Regions from separate parts of the Homo sapiens genome. Here region 1 is linked to region 2. A link is a contact called in ENCODE Hi-C or POLR2A ChIA-PET data. All regions are on one chromosome and are shown on one strand. The core of a region is the stretch at or near the end of the contact, and the rest is flanking DNA. Distances in the headings are between cores, read along the strand shown. Region 1 holds the start of TRG-GCC1-5 (tRNA-Gly (anticodon GCC) 1-5). Region 2 holds the start of BTG3 (BTG anti-proliferation factor 3).

Region 1 (7,390 bases), core at 4,294-6,793, 160 kb after region 2:
GTCTCAAAAAAAAAAAGACACGGGCTAAACGACTCACAGGTACCTCTGTAAATTGGGGTTAGGGTGAACTTTCACTTTTACATAATATATTTTGATATATTTAAAATTTTAATAAACTTATTTTACTTTTATAATAATTAGCTTTGTAATTAAAATGTGAGTTAAAAATATTTTAAAATGATTTATCACTTCCAGTTACTTGTTTAAAACAATCCTACCTTTCCAGGCCCTCCATGATCTAGTCCCATTTGCTTCTCCAACTCTCATTGCTCCTCGCCTCGTGCACTCTCCATTCCAGCTACCCTAGGTTAATGTCTTTTTTGAGTTTGGGACTTTTGTTCGCTCATTATTCCATTACCTGCGAAACCAAGTAAGATCTTGCACATAAATTATGAATCAAAATGAATTATAAAGAGGAGTTTCTTTCATATTGAATCAAAATCCGCTTTTCTTTTTTTTTTTGAGACGGAGTTTCGTTCTTGTTGCCCAGGCTGGAGTGCAATGGCGCGATCTCCGGCTCACCGCAACCTCCGCCTCCTGGGTTCAAGCGATTCTCCTGCCTCAGCCTCCCGAGTAGCTGGGATTACAGGCATGTGCCACCATACCCGACTAATTTTGTGTTTTTAGTAGAGACGGGGTTTCTCCATGTTGGTCAGGGTGGTCTCGAACTCCCAACCTCAGGTGATCCGCCAGCCTCGGCCTCCCAAAGTGTTGGGATTACAGGCGTGAGCGACTGCGTCCGGCCCAAAATCTGCTTTTCTGTAATGATTTTTACCAATTAGTCTTAGTATTCTATTAGATATTTACAGTTTTCTTTATTCCTCTCTCTCCCCACCCCTTCTCTCTTTCTTTTTTCTTTTTTTTGAGACAGAGTCTCGCTCTGTTGTCCAGGCTGGAGTGCAATGGCGCGATCTCGGCTCACTGCAGCCTCCGCCTCCCAGGTTCAAGCGATTCTCCTGCCTCAGCCTCCTGAATAGCTGGGACCACCGGCTTGCACCACCACGCCTGGCTAATTTTTGTAGTTTTAGTAGAGACCAGGTTGATATTTACAGGTTTCTATTCAAGGCATCGTCACAAGACAATACTACCAACATTTAAATATTTATATATAAGTTTTCTCTAAGTTAAGCTTCTCTAACGCTTTCAGACATTTTGCTGGCTGAACCTTGTTTCAATAGCGCTTACCATCCTAGCTTCTTTTCTTAGCTAGAATACTCCACTTTGCCAATATCCTTCCTGAAGTGTGGCATGCTGGAGAGTACACCAGAGTCCAGGGGTGAAACGAGTAGTTAGAAAGCAAACAGCCTCCTGTGCTTTGTTTTTTTCTGAACTTTGTGTATGTGGAGCTCTCATTGCACTCACTTCCTTGACGGTGTGTCCCACATCACTGAATCACAGTTCACTGCAATAATCAGCAATGGCTGTCACGGTGCTGAGTCCTCAGTAAGGTATTATTCAGCGCATTCTGCTTAAGATGGCAGGAAAGCATTTAATATAAATAGCATTTAATGCAATTTATATTTTTATATAAATGAATTCAATTTTTAAAAAAACTGGTGTTTATTCAAGAGGCACTCACACGGCTATCTGGAGCACTTTATTCTCAAAAAACCCCCCAATTCCCCCAAACAATCTGGAGAGGCAACATTTAATTGTATCATGAATCAATAAGTAGCAATACTTCAAGTGACCAACTTTTTTGTTGCTGTTGAGGCAGTGTCTCACTCTGTCACCTAGGCTGGATTGCAAGTGGCATGACCACAGCTCGCTGCAGCCTTGACCTCCCAGGCTCAAGCAATCCTCCCTCCTCAGGCTCCTGAGTAGCTGGGACTACAGGCACGTGCCACCATGCCCGGCTCATTTTCTTTTTTTTTAGTTTTTTTTTTTAGAGACAAGAGTCTCCCTGTGTTGCCCAGGCTGGTCTCGAACTCCTGGGCTCAAGCAATCCTCCCCACTCGGCCTCCCAAAGTGCTGAGATTACAGGCATGAGCCACCATGCCCAGCCAAGTGACCAAAATATTATCATCTTCCTTCTCCATTATCTAGTCTCTTGCAACAAAGAACACCTTCCAGTCGCGTTCCAATCATGTTACTGCTTTTCCCCAACTCTTCTATCGGTGCATGGGTGGTTCAGTGGTAGAATTCTCGCCTGCCACGCGGGAGGCCCGGGTTCGATTCCCGGCCCATGCAGCACGAAAATGTGTTTTGGACCGTGCGCGGGAGGTTGCGGTAAGCCGAGACTGCACCGTTGTATTCCAGCCACAGCAACAGTGAGAGAAACTTCGTCTCAAAAACAAACAAAAAAACTTTCGAGGGGTCCCAAATGCTTCTTAAATTGAATGATTTGTAGAACAGGCTTTGTGACCCAGTGACTAACTGACCATCCTTTATCACAAAAGACACTAGTTTTCCTCCCATATAGCATTTCCTCCACAGTCAGGAGAGAGACTTTCCCCCAAACATGTCTCAGCTCAGCCATCTGGAGTTTGCGCATGTGTTTGCCATGTTAATCCCTCCTTCGTAAGCGCTCTCTCTGGGGTTATGAATCTTCTCAAACGGTATGAGTTTGACAGCTAAAATGGACTGATTTAAATCACTGTTCGCACACTGAAAATACAGTGGAATCAAGGTTCAGAGAAGATGGCCTGAGGACCTTGCTTTACTAGGAAGCAAGTTCTGGAACGGACACTTGCTTTTGGAGCACCCTTTCCTATCTTCTATTTAATTACTTAATCCTTTATTATATTCTCCCTGTCCCCTATTGCCCCCACCCCTGCACTTTTTAACCTCTTCCTGTAAGACACTAAACATATAAAAGAATATAGGGGAAAACAGTAAAAATAACAGCTAACAATTGATAAGAGTGTTTCAGATAGATCCGGGCTCTTCACTTACTTTATCCCTAGTCTTCACAACGGTTCATATAAGGAAGAGGTGGACGCAATTTTTTTTTTTTTTTTTTTTTTTTTGAGACGAGGTCTCTCTCTGTCGCCCAGGCTGGAGTGCAGTGGCGCGATCTCGGCTCACTGCAAGCTCCGCCTCCCGGGTTCACACCATTCTCCTGCCTCAGCCTCCCGAGTAGCTGGGACTACAGGCGCCCGCCACCACGCCCAGCTGATTTTTTGTATTTTTAGTAGAAACGAGGTTTCACTGTGTTAGCCAGGATGGTCTCGATCTCCTGACCTTATGATCCGCCCACCTCGGCCTCCCAAAGTGCTGGGATTACAGGAGTGAGCCACCGCGCCCGGCCTGGATACACATACTTTAAAGACGTAAAATTGGCTGTTTAGTAATTATTCAGAGCCACACCAGTACTAAATTTATTAAAGAGGAAACAAAAAAAATTTGTAACTCATTATTAGATATCACTGTACCCGTGGGGAGAATGGAACAGGGACATTTGTGGATGGATATGTGCAAAAAAAAAAAAAAAAAAAAAAAAAAAAAAAAAAAAAATTCAAGAGCCATTGATGATTCTTTTAGCAAAAAAATGGAAGCATTATGAATTACGGTGCAAGGGTCAAGGAGTATTGGGAGCTAGTTTCCCTGACGAATGCTGAGTCCATTAGAAGTTGGAACCATTAGACTTTTGAAAACCTATAGAAAAGAGAGTGGATGGTAGCTAGGCAGCTAAAAAGTCTTTGATGCTTTATTTTTGTATGGGCTTACTATTACAATTATTGGGAAGTAATATTTGGGTGGGAATATTTCTATATCAAATAGTCTGTATTTGCATAGGCTGACATTTAGATTGAATCTACAGTAGGATTACTACACAGCTTTGAGATCTGGGTTTGTGAAGCACATGGTTCATAACATAAAAAAGAGTGATTTGAATGTCTCACAATTTTCATTATGACAACTTGGATGAACAACATCTACAGTAATTTCTAAGTCTCACACCATTCCAGCCACACCCAGTCTGGGCAACACAGTGAGACCCCATCTTCAAAAATACGTAAATAAATAAATAAAAGAAGAATAAAGAAAAGAAAAATGGAGATTTCTTTGTATATGTGTGTATAAAAATCAGGAAGCTAAGACAAAATATTCCGAAAGTATGAGTCACAAAATTATATTACTTGACATATGATCAGGGTCACAAACTGAGATAATTGTATTTTGAAAGATTAATGCTAAAAAAGTTGGGAAACTGTATACACGATTACAGCATGAAATTAAGAAAATAATAAGGCAAGCAGTTTTATCCTGGATAAAACATTTTTTGGTGGGGTGGTGGGGGTAGGGGGTGCCCTGGTGAAGACTAAGCAATCTGTTAGACAAATTCTAAAAGAGCTGAGCTGTAACATTTTTATTTATTTATTTATTTATTTTTAAAATTATTTTAGATTTCAGTCTTGTTCGGGAGTGGTGGCTTATGCCTGTAATCCCAGCACTTTCAGAGGCCGAGGCCGGCAGATCACCTGAGGTCAGGAGTTCCAGACCAGCCTCACCAACATGGTGAAACCCCGTCTCTATTAAAAATATAAAAATTAGCTAGGTGTGGCGGCGTACGCCTGTAATTCTAGCTACTCGGGAAGCTGAGGCAGGAGAATCGCTTGAACCCAGGAGACGGAGGTTATAGTCAGCCGTGATCGCACCCCTGCACTCCAGCATGGGTGACAGAGGGAGACTCTGTCTCAGAAAAAAAAAAAAGATTTGAGTCTCACCATGTTGCCTAGGCTGGTTTCAAACTCCTGGCCTCAAGCAACCTTCCTACAGGCGCGAGCTACTGCTCCTGGAAAGACTATATTTCTTTAAATATTAGAATTTAAAGACCATCTGGGAATAGAGTTGGCTTGGAGGGAGGATGAAGAGATTGGAGCTGTTGATGGAAAACAAAACACCATCACATTTTTTCCCTTGCTCTTCTGCCAATAAATATCGGTTGACCTCCTGCATTGATCTCCCTCATTGCTATCCCCAATTTATTTTTTTTAATATTCTAAATGTGTAAGATAAACCTGAGAAATATTTGACCTCATGCAACAATGTAATTTCCATTCTCAGTTCCTCCAAATCAGGGAGCTGTCTATATTCTCATTTTTCAGGAGTAAGATTTGCAGATAACTGTAAATCCATGCTCACTAGCAGTGTAAAATTTATACAGAGGAAACTACAAGTAGATAGAGTTGTTGTTAAGTTCAGCTCTGTCTGATTTAGAAATGAATCTCGTGTTTGGATAATCTAGTCTTAGCTCATTCTATTTATTCAGCCAAGTTATTTCCTGCACAGATCCCTCCTTTGCCTGCCAACTGTAATCATTTTTTTCTTTTCATGTTAGTTCCCACTACTCCTATTTGAAGTGCCACCACATACAGCTTGCGGTTGCTTTACTTTCCATCTAGTTAATCTCACCCGTACTGGTCATCTAAACAAGCCAATTCTTCCCAATCTCTTGATTTTCTGATCATTCCTTCCATAATGAATCTATGATCTGATGAGTAACTTTAGTTATTTTTAGTGTGTCCCTTACTCACTCTCCTAAGTGACGTCACCTCTCATGTTGCCTCATCAGGAAAATGATTAGGCAACATGGAGTAGGATTAGATGGGGTGTCCTCAATTCTGGGTGCATATTAGAAGTATTTGGGGAACTTTAAAAAAATACTGCTTACCCGGGCCTGCTGGCTTATGCCTGTAATCCCAGCACCGTGGGAGGCTGAGGCAGGTGGATTGCTTGAGCTCAGGAGTTTGACACCAGCCTGAGCAACATAATGAGCCCCTGTCTCTACACACATGCACACACGCACACACACGCGCACACATGCACACACCCGCACATACACAGCTACTCCTTCACCACATAAGACAAGTGTAATCAAATTTTCTTAGCATAAGACCTGGGCGTTGTTGGCATTTTATTAAAAGCTCAGCCAGAGTTAGGAACCACAGGAAGAATGATTTTCACCTACCTTTCCAACTTTATGATTCCCTTATTCTCTTTTTTTAAAAAAATTTTTGTAGAGACGGGGATCTCCCTGTGTTGCCCAGATTGGGATCAAACTTCTGGGCTCAAGTGATCCTCCTGCCTCAGCCTCCCAAAGTATTGGGATTTCAGTCATGAGCCACTGAGCCCGGTTGATTCCCTTATTCTTTTTTTTTTTTTTTTTTTTTTTTTACATATTCTTGCTCTGTCAGACGGGCTGGAGTGCAATGGCGCGATCTCAGCTCACTGCAACCTCTGCAACCTCTGCCTCCCGGGTTCAAGCGATTCTCCTCCTCATCCTCCTGAGTAGCTGGGATTACAGGCGCCCGCCACTACGCCTGGCTGATTTTTGTATTTTTAATAGAGATGGGGTTTCAGTATGTTAGGCTGGTCTCGAACTCTTAACCTCACATGATTCGCTGGCCTCGGCCTTCCAAAGTGCTGGGATTATAGGCGTGAGCCACCACACCCGGCCCCTTAATATTATACTTACTGACTTGCACTGTTTTTCCTCTATAATTTTTATAAGACACTAAAGGAGACGGGCTTTCTTGATGTGATTCATTAACAGTTTGAATATGACTATTAATATCATACCCATAACATATGATATTAGTGAGATTATGTGACATCGTTATGTGACATTTTAACCACAAGGGTATTAAGAAAAATAAATACAGTAGGGAGCAGAGCTTGAGCCCACATTTCTTAAGAAGTTAAAAAAGAAGCTTATGTTTTTTGCATAACATCTTTAATGCTTCCATATGCTAAATGCTGAATGTACAATTAAGATGCCTTCCGTGGTGTCTCTGCTGAGGGAGACAGTCAAGAAAACCAGTGATTCAGAGAGGCGTGCATGAGATGCGATGGCAAAAAAAAGAACTACCTGTCTCAGACTGGGACGCAGGGGACGATTTCCACACTCCTATGTCTGAAGAGTACTATACAAGTATCTAGAGGAAAAGGGGGTGGAAGTTGAAGGGTAGTGAGACAGGAATAATACAGGGTGGTGGTAGGAGAATAGAAAATTCTAGGCAGCAGTTTCACATGACTAGCAAAAAGGAAACTGTTGAAATAGCTGCATAAACTAGGGGCTGATACTTTGCAAACCAGGGTGTAGACCAAGCTGGCTGAGGCTGACTGGACCCAACATGGTGCTGGATTTCACCTAGGTCTCATGAGGACTTCACTGTACATTCATTAACATACTAAATTACATACCCACCAATGCCATGACACTTCTGGGAACACCCATATTTGGTGTAAAAATGGGTGGCACCACAGTTCCAAGAAATCTTCACCTTTTTTCCAGAAATCTTCATGAATATTTCACCCTTTGGCTAAAGAAACCCATAAAGATAGCAGCCCCAAGCCCCTCTGGGAGTGTCTCTCTCTTGAGTAGGCCTGAACTGCACTTCCGTGGAGATTCACTTTGCAGTAAATCTTCATACAGTCACTGTTT
Region 2 (7,204 bases), core at 1,216-3,715:
CCTGTCTTATTCCAGGATGCTATAACAGAATACTATAGACTGTGTGGCTTAAACAACAGAAATTTCTCACAGTTTGGAGGTAGGGAAGTTAAAGATCAAGGTACCAGCAGATCCAGTGTCTGGTGAAGGTATGCTTTCTGGTTTGCTGTCTTCTCCCTATATCCTCACTTGGCAAGAGAGCAGACAGAGTGATCATCTCTCTCATGTTTCCACTTACAAGGGCACTAATTCCATTCATGAAGGTTCCACCCTCATGACCTAAGTGTCTCCCAAAGGCCCCACCTCCAAATACCATCACATTGGGGATTTAGTCTCCAACATACGAATATTGCGAGGGACACAAACATTTAGTTTATAGCAGCTCTCCTCTTTCAGTCCCATAAAGAGGAGGGCTCTGCCTTGCCATACCAATTCATTTGTGATTTTGTGATTCCAACTCACAAGGAAAGAGAGCTGGGGCAAAGCATCTGAAGCACACAAGAGTAGGGCAAGTTTTGAAAGAGACATAAAAACAAATACTGTGTGTGCAAGGGAAGTGGATGAGAGAAAAAGTGTTTAAGAGACATTGTTTGCTATGTGTCTATTTCACAGTGTTCAGCTATGAGAATTTTTTTTTCTTTTTTTAGACAGAGTCTTGCTCTGTCACCCAGGCTGGAGTGCCATGATGTTATCATAGCTCACTGCAGCCTCAATTTCCTGGGCTCAGGTGATCCTCTCACCCCAGCCTTCAGAGTATCTGAGACTACAGCTGCATGCAACCACACCTGGCTAATTTGTGTATTTTTTGTAGAGATTGGGTTTCATGATGTTGGCCAGGTTGGTCTTGAACTCCTGGAGTCAAATGATCCTCTCTCCTTGACCTCCCAAAGTACTGGATTACAGGCATGAGCTACAGTGCCCAGCCTGAGAATTTTTTAAAAGTCATTTTGAAATTGGGTTTCAGGTTCTTGCCTGTATTTTTTGAATATGGTACTGCTCTAAGACTGGAAAATGTGGACCACAGATTTATAAATACTACACAAAATACTAATCCTAAACTATAGAAATTTCTGGACAAATTTTGAGTAATGTGGGTGGTTACCTAGCTATTTTATGAAACTGCAGAATTAAAGGCCTTTATCTGTAAAAATAACCTCATCAGATTGTTATGATTTTAAAATAAAAACACCTTCACACCTCCTAGAAGACTCCAAGGTGTAAATATCCTCTTTAAATGTACCAGTAAGTAGACTAAGTCCTAGAAGAGTATAATTTTTTTTTTTTACAAATAAAGTTTATTGTACTGTTTGGGGGATGGTATATTTATTACTGCTAAAAAAATTACCATTTTGAATTGCTAATTGGCTATAACAAAGATCAGTAATACAAATTTAAAACATTCATAAAACTGAGCTGAAAACATGCTCCCAAGCCTAGTGGGCAGTAAGGAATCTGGCCAATATACTGTACAACTTGAACATTCAGTTCTTAAGTAGTTTACAACATGGTTTAGCCCTCTTTTAATAATAATAATAAAAAGGTAGGAATATCTTGTATTCCTCCCGCTAGTTGGATGTATTAAAGTGCTTTCACAAAACTAAGACCATGGTGTTAACTCAATATAAAAGGTTGAAAAGATGTTCCTTCTTTTCTTCAGAAAGTTAATGTTCCCTCTCCATATTTGTATTTGCTCAAAGATGAAGCTTTGCATCTGGGAAGTCCTTGAGTAGAGTGTCTCAGAAATAGAAAGCCTGGACTCTCAAGGCTTCATTCCTTTGGCCAACATCTTTGGAGCCTCTCCTTTATGCAAAACACAGTGGCCGGTGCCAGGGCAGCACACAAGCGTCCACAGGAGGCAGGCCCTGCTGTGAGGGGCCAGGGAAGGGCCCAACTAGGAGTGCCAACAACCGCCTAAAATACAGCAGGGCGGCTGCACGGTTAACGTGCGTGTAATTGACTACAGCAAGAAGGATGAGGATCTGTCCATAAATGCCAAGTTCCCCTTCCCGTCGAGTCCGTGTCCCCCATGAAGCCCCGGGTCTAGAGAGCTGGGTCTAGAACTCGCCATTCCGCCCTGAGGGTGTCAAGTGCAGCGTGGAGAGACCTGAGGGGGAAACAAAAAGGCCGAGACAGCCGAAAGGACCAAGCCCGCGCGACCCCCGAAGGCGCTGACGCACGTAGGGCGGCCGGGCGGGGGTCCCACAGGCCTTCAGCGCCGCTTTTTGCCGGGGAGGGAAGCCCGCGGTTCTGCGGACCGCGCCGTCGCGGTCGAGGGTCTGCGCCAGGCTCAGGGTAGGGCGAGGGTGTGTCGCCTCCCGTGCGGCTAGGCCCGGGGCTCGGGGGTGGCCTCGCGGCGAAGCCCCGCCCCCGGCACCGCCCCTCAGGCGCGCGAGCCGATCCCGCGCGCGCCAACCCTTTCCCGGGTCATCGCCCCTCCCCTCTTCCGGGCCGCGAGCCCCCTGCGCGCCGCTTTGGGGCTGCGCTCACTCGTGTGCGCGCTCGTCCGCCCGCCAGTCCTCTCAACGCGCGCTTGGCCGCCCGACGACGCGGGAGCCGCACGCGCCGGACGAGGCTCGCTGCGCTCCCTGTTGCCCAGCGCGGGCCCGTTGAGGCGGAGCCCTCAGTTCCCGGCCAGGACACGGTCTGGGCCGCCGAATCTCCGGCCGAAGAGCGGCGGCGGCAGCGGCGGTGAGGAGACCGGGCCGGGGAAAGGCAGACATGGCGGGGCTGTGGGTATCGGGGGAGGGTGGTCCCGTCGCCCCTGCGGCCACGTCGAAGGCTCGCTGGCGGGCGGCGCACCGGGGACAGGGGAGGGGCAGGGGATGGAACCAGGTTGCATGGGCTCCGGCTCGGCGCCAGAGCGGGGCTGCGGGCCGCGAGGGCGGCCCGCGAGGCTTTCCGCGGGACCCTCGGCGGGCGCCTGAGGAAAAAGACGCCGCCTCAGGGCTCCTGCCACGTTTCCCACAGCGCGTTACATTCCGCCTCCGGGTGGGCGACAACCCCGCGGCTTCCCACCCTCTGTCCACCCCCTTCGCGTCGGTGTTTTTTCTGGAGCTCCGCTTGTTTGCTGGAGAGTCGCGCCTCCGGGAAGCCGGGTCCTCGAACCCAGGGCCGCCCGCCGGGGACAGCGGACCCGCGGGGCAGGCGCACCCTGGCGAGGATGTTGTCGGGGAGGCTGGGCATTGGGCGCCAGGGCCCTTCCCCTTGAACTTGGGGAAAACCGGGATTGCAGAAGTTGGGCGCAGCTCAAGGCGGTTCTTTCAAGAGCGGGTGGAGATGTTTGATCCCTCCTCACCTACCTCTCTCAAAACCCCAGCGGGAGAGCCTAGCAGCAGGTTTCGATGGCTTCAGAAAGTCCAACTCTTAGCCCCTTGGAAAATTATTTCCCCTCTTCATGGCTTTGTGGCGCCGCTGAGGTCGGGCCGGGGCTCCTCACCCCACGGGCCAGTCTTCTCGCGCCCTCCACCTTGGGAACGTCTATCAGGAGAAAAATGTGTTCCTAGAAACGTTTGCGATTAGCTTTTCGTTACAAGGGAGGGAAAAGTACAAAAGTTATAAACTCCTGCGAGGCCGAGCTTGATTCTGGATTCCCTTTGGGTTTTATCCACGCAGCCGTGAGCAGAGGAGCCTTGTGGAACAAAGTAGAACTTGAGGAGCAGCCGCCGCGGTGACGAGGTCCCAGGATGACGTCACCGTGCGATATTTAAAATGGGAGCCTTTTGCTCTGAGTGTGGGTGGAGGACGCCTACTTACTCAAGACGCCTGAGGTCTTCTTGGCCCTGCTTGCCTCTGGTGGTTCTTGCCCTGACTGTAACTCTCCCTCTTTCACCTTTTGGTACTCCTAGAATACTGGTGGGAGTGGGCTTATTTTTCAGCTGTTCGAGCTATCATTTCTTCAAACGGGGAAAACAAAAGTCCAAATGAGTCATCTTGTGTTACAACCAAAAGCAACCACTAAGTGGTTCTTTCCTTCTTTTCTATTTTTTTATATGAAGCAGAGCAAACAGAAACAAATCCAGAACTCAGATATGTGGCACATAGTTGGCAAATGTAATGAATGAGGAGAAAGATCTAGTTAAAAGATTCAGTACATTTCTTTAGTGTGGTTCCTTGTTTGCTTTGCTGGAGTGGAGGCTAATGTAGTTCCATCAGCAAAACTTTCTTCCCAACCCGTATATTAAATTGCCTTGGGTTTTCTTTTCCATCGTATCGTGGTGGAATATAAACGTAGCTTTACAAAGTGGAAATGGCTTACATTTTTCAGGAGGAGGCTGCACAGCAGTCGTGGTGGGCTGGGGTTATGTATACGTGTACACTCGTGTGTGGACCCATGCCCGGTGCCTGCTAGCTGGCTGTAGAAGGTGAATTTCTCATTCTAGGGTTCTGGGAGGAAGATTTGTGTGCCTTCCCCTCCATCAGGCTATCTGCGGCTGCCAGCACACCTCTCAGATAACTGTGTAGAATTTATTTCACAGTGAGGTTCCTTGTTTGAATTTGCACTTGGAATAAAGGAGTCATATTCTGAAGAGAGACTGAAAGAGCAGTTTGAGAAAAGAAAGCTAACAATCAGCTTTATTTTTTTGGAAATGTGGGAACACAAACTACTGCTAGGTTAGTTGTTTTTATGCTAAACATAGCAGAGGCTGTATGTTTTTAATACGTAATTGGCTCCCAAAAAGGTGATGTTGCTTACTAAAGGCAGCATCTTAATAACTCCAGGTTACAGCAGCCAGATGAATGAGCTCACTGAGTAGAGACAACATACATCAAAACAATCTTAGGACAAGGGTTTGCCCTTAAGGATTAATCAATGATAAATCAGATATACCATTTTTAAAGTCCTTTGAGGCAATCCAAAATGTAGCTAAATCTCTGATTATTTCTTTTAGTTTGTTTTTCTGCGGGTGACCTGAATTTCCATTTCTTAAATATGTCCTGATAGATCCACTAGTTTTTGTGTCTCTTAACTTGTGGATAAATGTATCTCTCTTCCTGAAAGAGTACTTTCGGAAAGTCAATGCTGAAATTTTTTATGTAGAACAGTTTTGGGATTTAATTTATATACCATGCAATTCACCCATTTAAAATGTACAGTTCAATGGTTTTAGTATATTCACAAAGTTGTACAACCATTACTATAGTGAAATTTAGTAAATATTTTTATCACCTCAAAAAGTAACCCTGTACTTATTAGCAATGCTCCTTTTCTTGGTTTCCCACTTCCCCGTAGGCCACTAATCTGTCTTCTGTCTATATAGATTTGCTTATTCTGGATATTTCATATCAATGGAATCGTACAATATGTGGTCATTTGTGACTGGCTTCTTTCCCTTAGTGTGATGTATTCAAGGTTCACCCATGTTGTAGCTTATATTAGTACTCATTCGTTTTAACTGCTGAATAATATTCCATTACATGTATATACCACAGTATTTGTCCATTCCTTAATTGGTAAACATATAGATTGTTTTTACTTTTTAGCTATTATGAATACTGCTGTGGGCATTTCTGTGTTCAAGGTTCACCCATATTGTAGCTTGTATTAGTACTCATTCCTTTTCATTGCTGAATAATATTCCATACGTGTGTATAACACAGTATTTGTCCATTCTTTAGTTGGTAAACATATTGTTTTCACTTTTTAGCTATTATGAATACTGCTATGGGCATTTCTGTACAAGGTTTTGGTGTGGACATATGTTTTCATTTCTCTTGGGCAAATAGAAGTAGAATTGGCCGTGTCATATGATAACTCTGTGTTTAACCTTTCTAGGAACTGCCGAACTTTTCTGTTATAAAATAGCTCTACAGTTCTAGATTTTAAAGTAGACTTTTTTTATGTTTTAAAGTTCAAATCATTTCACAGAATTTTAAACTTAGATTATTGCAGCTAAATATTGACACACACAGTAACATCTATGTCGTATCATTTATTATAGTGCTTCTCTTTTACTGATAGGTGTGGTTTTATTTTAGCCAACAGGAGCAACGTGCTATCTTTATGGAATTTCTTCATGAAGCTAAGTGATAAGATTTTTAAGTAGTATTTTATAATAAGGCCTTTATGGCATAAAGATAAGTAGATTGTTCTCTACTTCAGATATAAGCCAAAGAAATACAAGATAAAATTGGAAGGAGGAAGGGGAGAGCTGTAAAGGAGGTATATCTTACAGAGCTTCATCTTCCCAGTTTTTATATTTTGTTTTTCTGAGAAAACATGTTTTATCTTTGCAGGGAAAAAAATGAAGAATGAAATTGCTGCCGTTGTCTTCTTTTTCACAAGGCTAGTTCGAAAACATGATAAGTTGAAAAAAGAGGCAGTTGAGAGGTTTGCTGAGAAATTGACCCTAATACTTCAAGAAAAATATAAAAATCACTGGTATCCAGAAAAACCATCGAAAGGACAGGCCTACAGGTAAAGGATTAGATTGGATTAAGCAGAGGCTGATCAACCCCTGAGGTGGGTTCAAGGCCGGATGATTGAAGGGTGTGCAGACCATGCCTACAGGTGTTTCATCTGCAAAATATAGAACTCTGGGGTGTTTGTATATTTTCTCCTTACTCATTTTAAAACAAGTATTTGTTGGCGGAGTGGTGGAGTCCCACTGCCTGGACACAGGAGGCCAATGCTATGGGGTCAAAGGAGTTAGTCTTTTGTGGTTATAGCCTGGCTCCTAACAGTGCATTTCTGTTTATCACAAATACTTAGGGATTTTCACAATTCTAGAGGACCCCTAATAACACATTAATGGGCATGGTAGGAGTTGAAAGAAGTGAATCTTGCATCTAAAAGTAAATTACATGTTATATGTTCTTTGAAAAAAAAAAAAGTATGGAAAAAGGGAACTAAGATTATCAGACACCTGATATGTCGTTAATACAAGAATAATCTCATTTATATATTTGTGGTAGAAGTCAGTGTAACTATTTTCTAGATGAATGTGACTCACCTGTGATCCACGACTAGTAAATAATGGCTCTGGGATTTGCTTTTCTGGGAGTTTTTTTTTTTTGTGGTATTGTTTTTGCTCTGTCACCCAGTCTAGAGTGCAGTGGTATAACCATAGCTCACTGCAGCCTCAAACTCCTGGGCTCAAGCAATCCTACTGCCTCAGACTCCAAAGTAGCTAGGATTATAGACATGTGCCAACACACCAGGCTAATTTAAAAACAAATTTTTTTTTGTATAGATGGGATCTTGCTGTGTTACCCAGGTGAGTTTCAA

What was found. Hi-C counts contacts between places; a loop is a spot of excess contacts on that map. ChIA-PET counts read pairs that join two places held with the same protein, here RNA polymerase II (POLR2A). Pooled maps may share reads with other maps.
Region 1: a loop to region 2 is called in a map of ascending aorta, with 2.8 times the contacts of the local background. The contact joins the enhancer-like site here to the promoter of BTG3 in region 2. A Hi-C loop is called at or near these places in 3 of 168 maps with a recorded cell type or tissue (IMR-90, ascending aorta and endothelial cell of umbilical vein) and 10 of 50 pooled maps. POLR2A ChIA-PET finds 5 or more read pairs at or near these places in 2 of 52 experiments (BJ and MCF 10A).

What each region holds. Positions count from the first base shown.
Region 1 is chr21:17,449,589-17,456,978 of GRCh38, reverse strand. TRG-GCC1-5 (tRNA-Gly (anticodon GCC) 1-5) reads left to right here and starts at 2,120; the gene lies at 2,120-2,190. RefSeq lists a silencer at 2,031-2,240 and an enhancer at 2,281-2,350. Within about 2 kb of position 5,543, at least 2 of the 41 ENCODE cell types and tissues checked have a DNase peak (open chromatin) inside an H3K27ac peak, as active enhancers do; they include endothelial cell of umbilical vein, where a contact is called at or near this core.
Region 2 is chr21:17,608,162-17,615,365 of GRCh38, reverse strand. BTG3 (BTG anti-proliferation factor 3) reads left to right here and starts at 2,465. Exons shown (of 5, transcript NM_006806.5): 1 at 2,465-2,667; 2 at 6,214-6,394. The coding sequence starts at 6,222. BTG3-AS1 (BTG3 antisense RNA 1) reads right to left here and starts at 3,680. Exons shown (of 1, transcript NR_149073.1): 1 at 1,252-3,680. It also overlaps a transcript of CXADR not described here.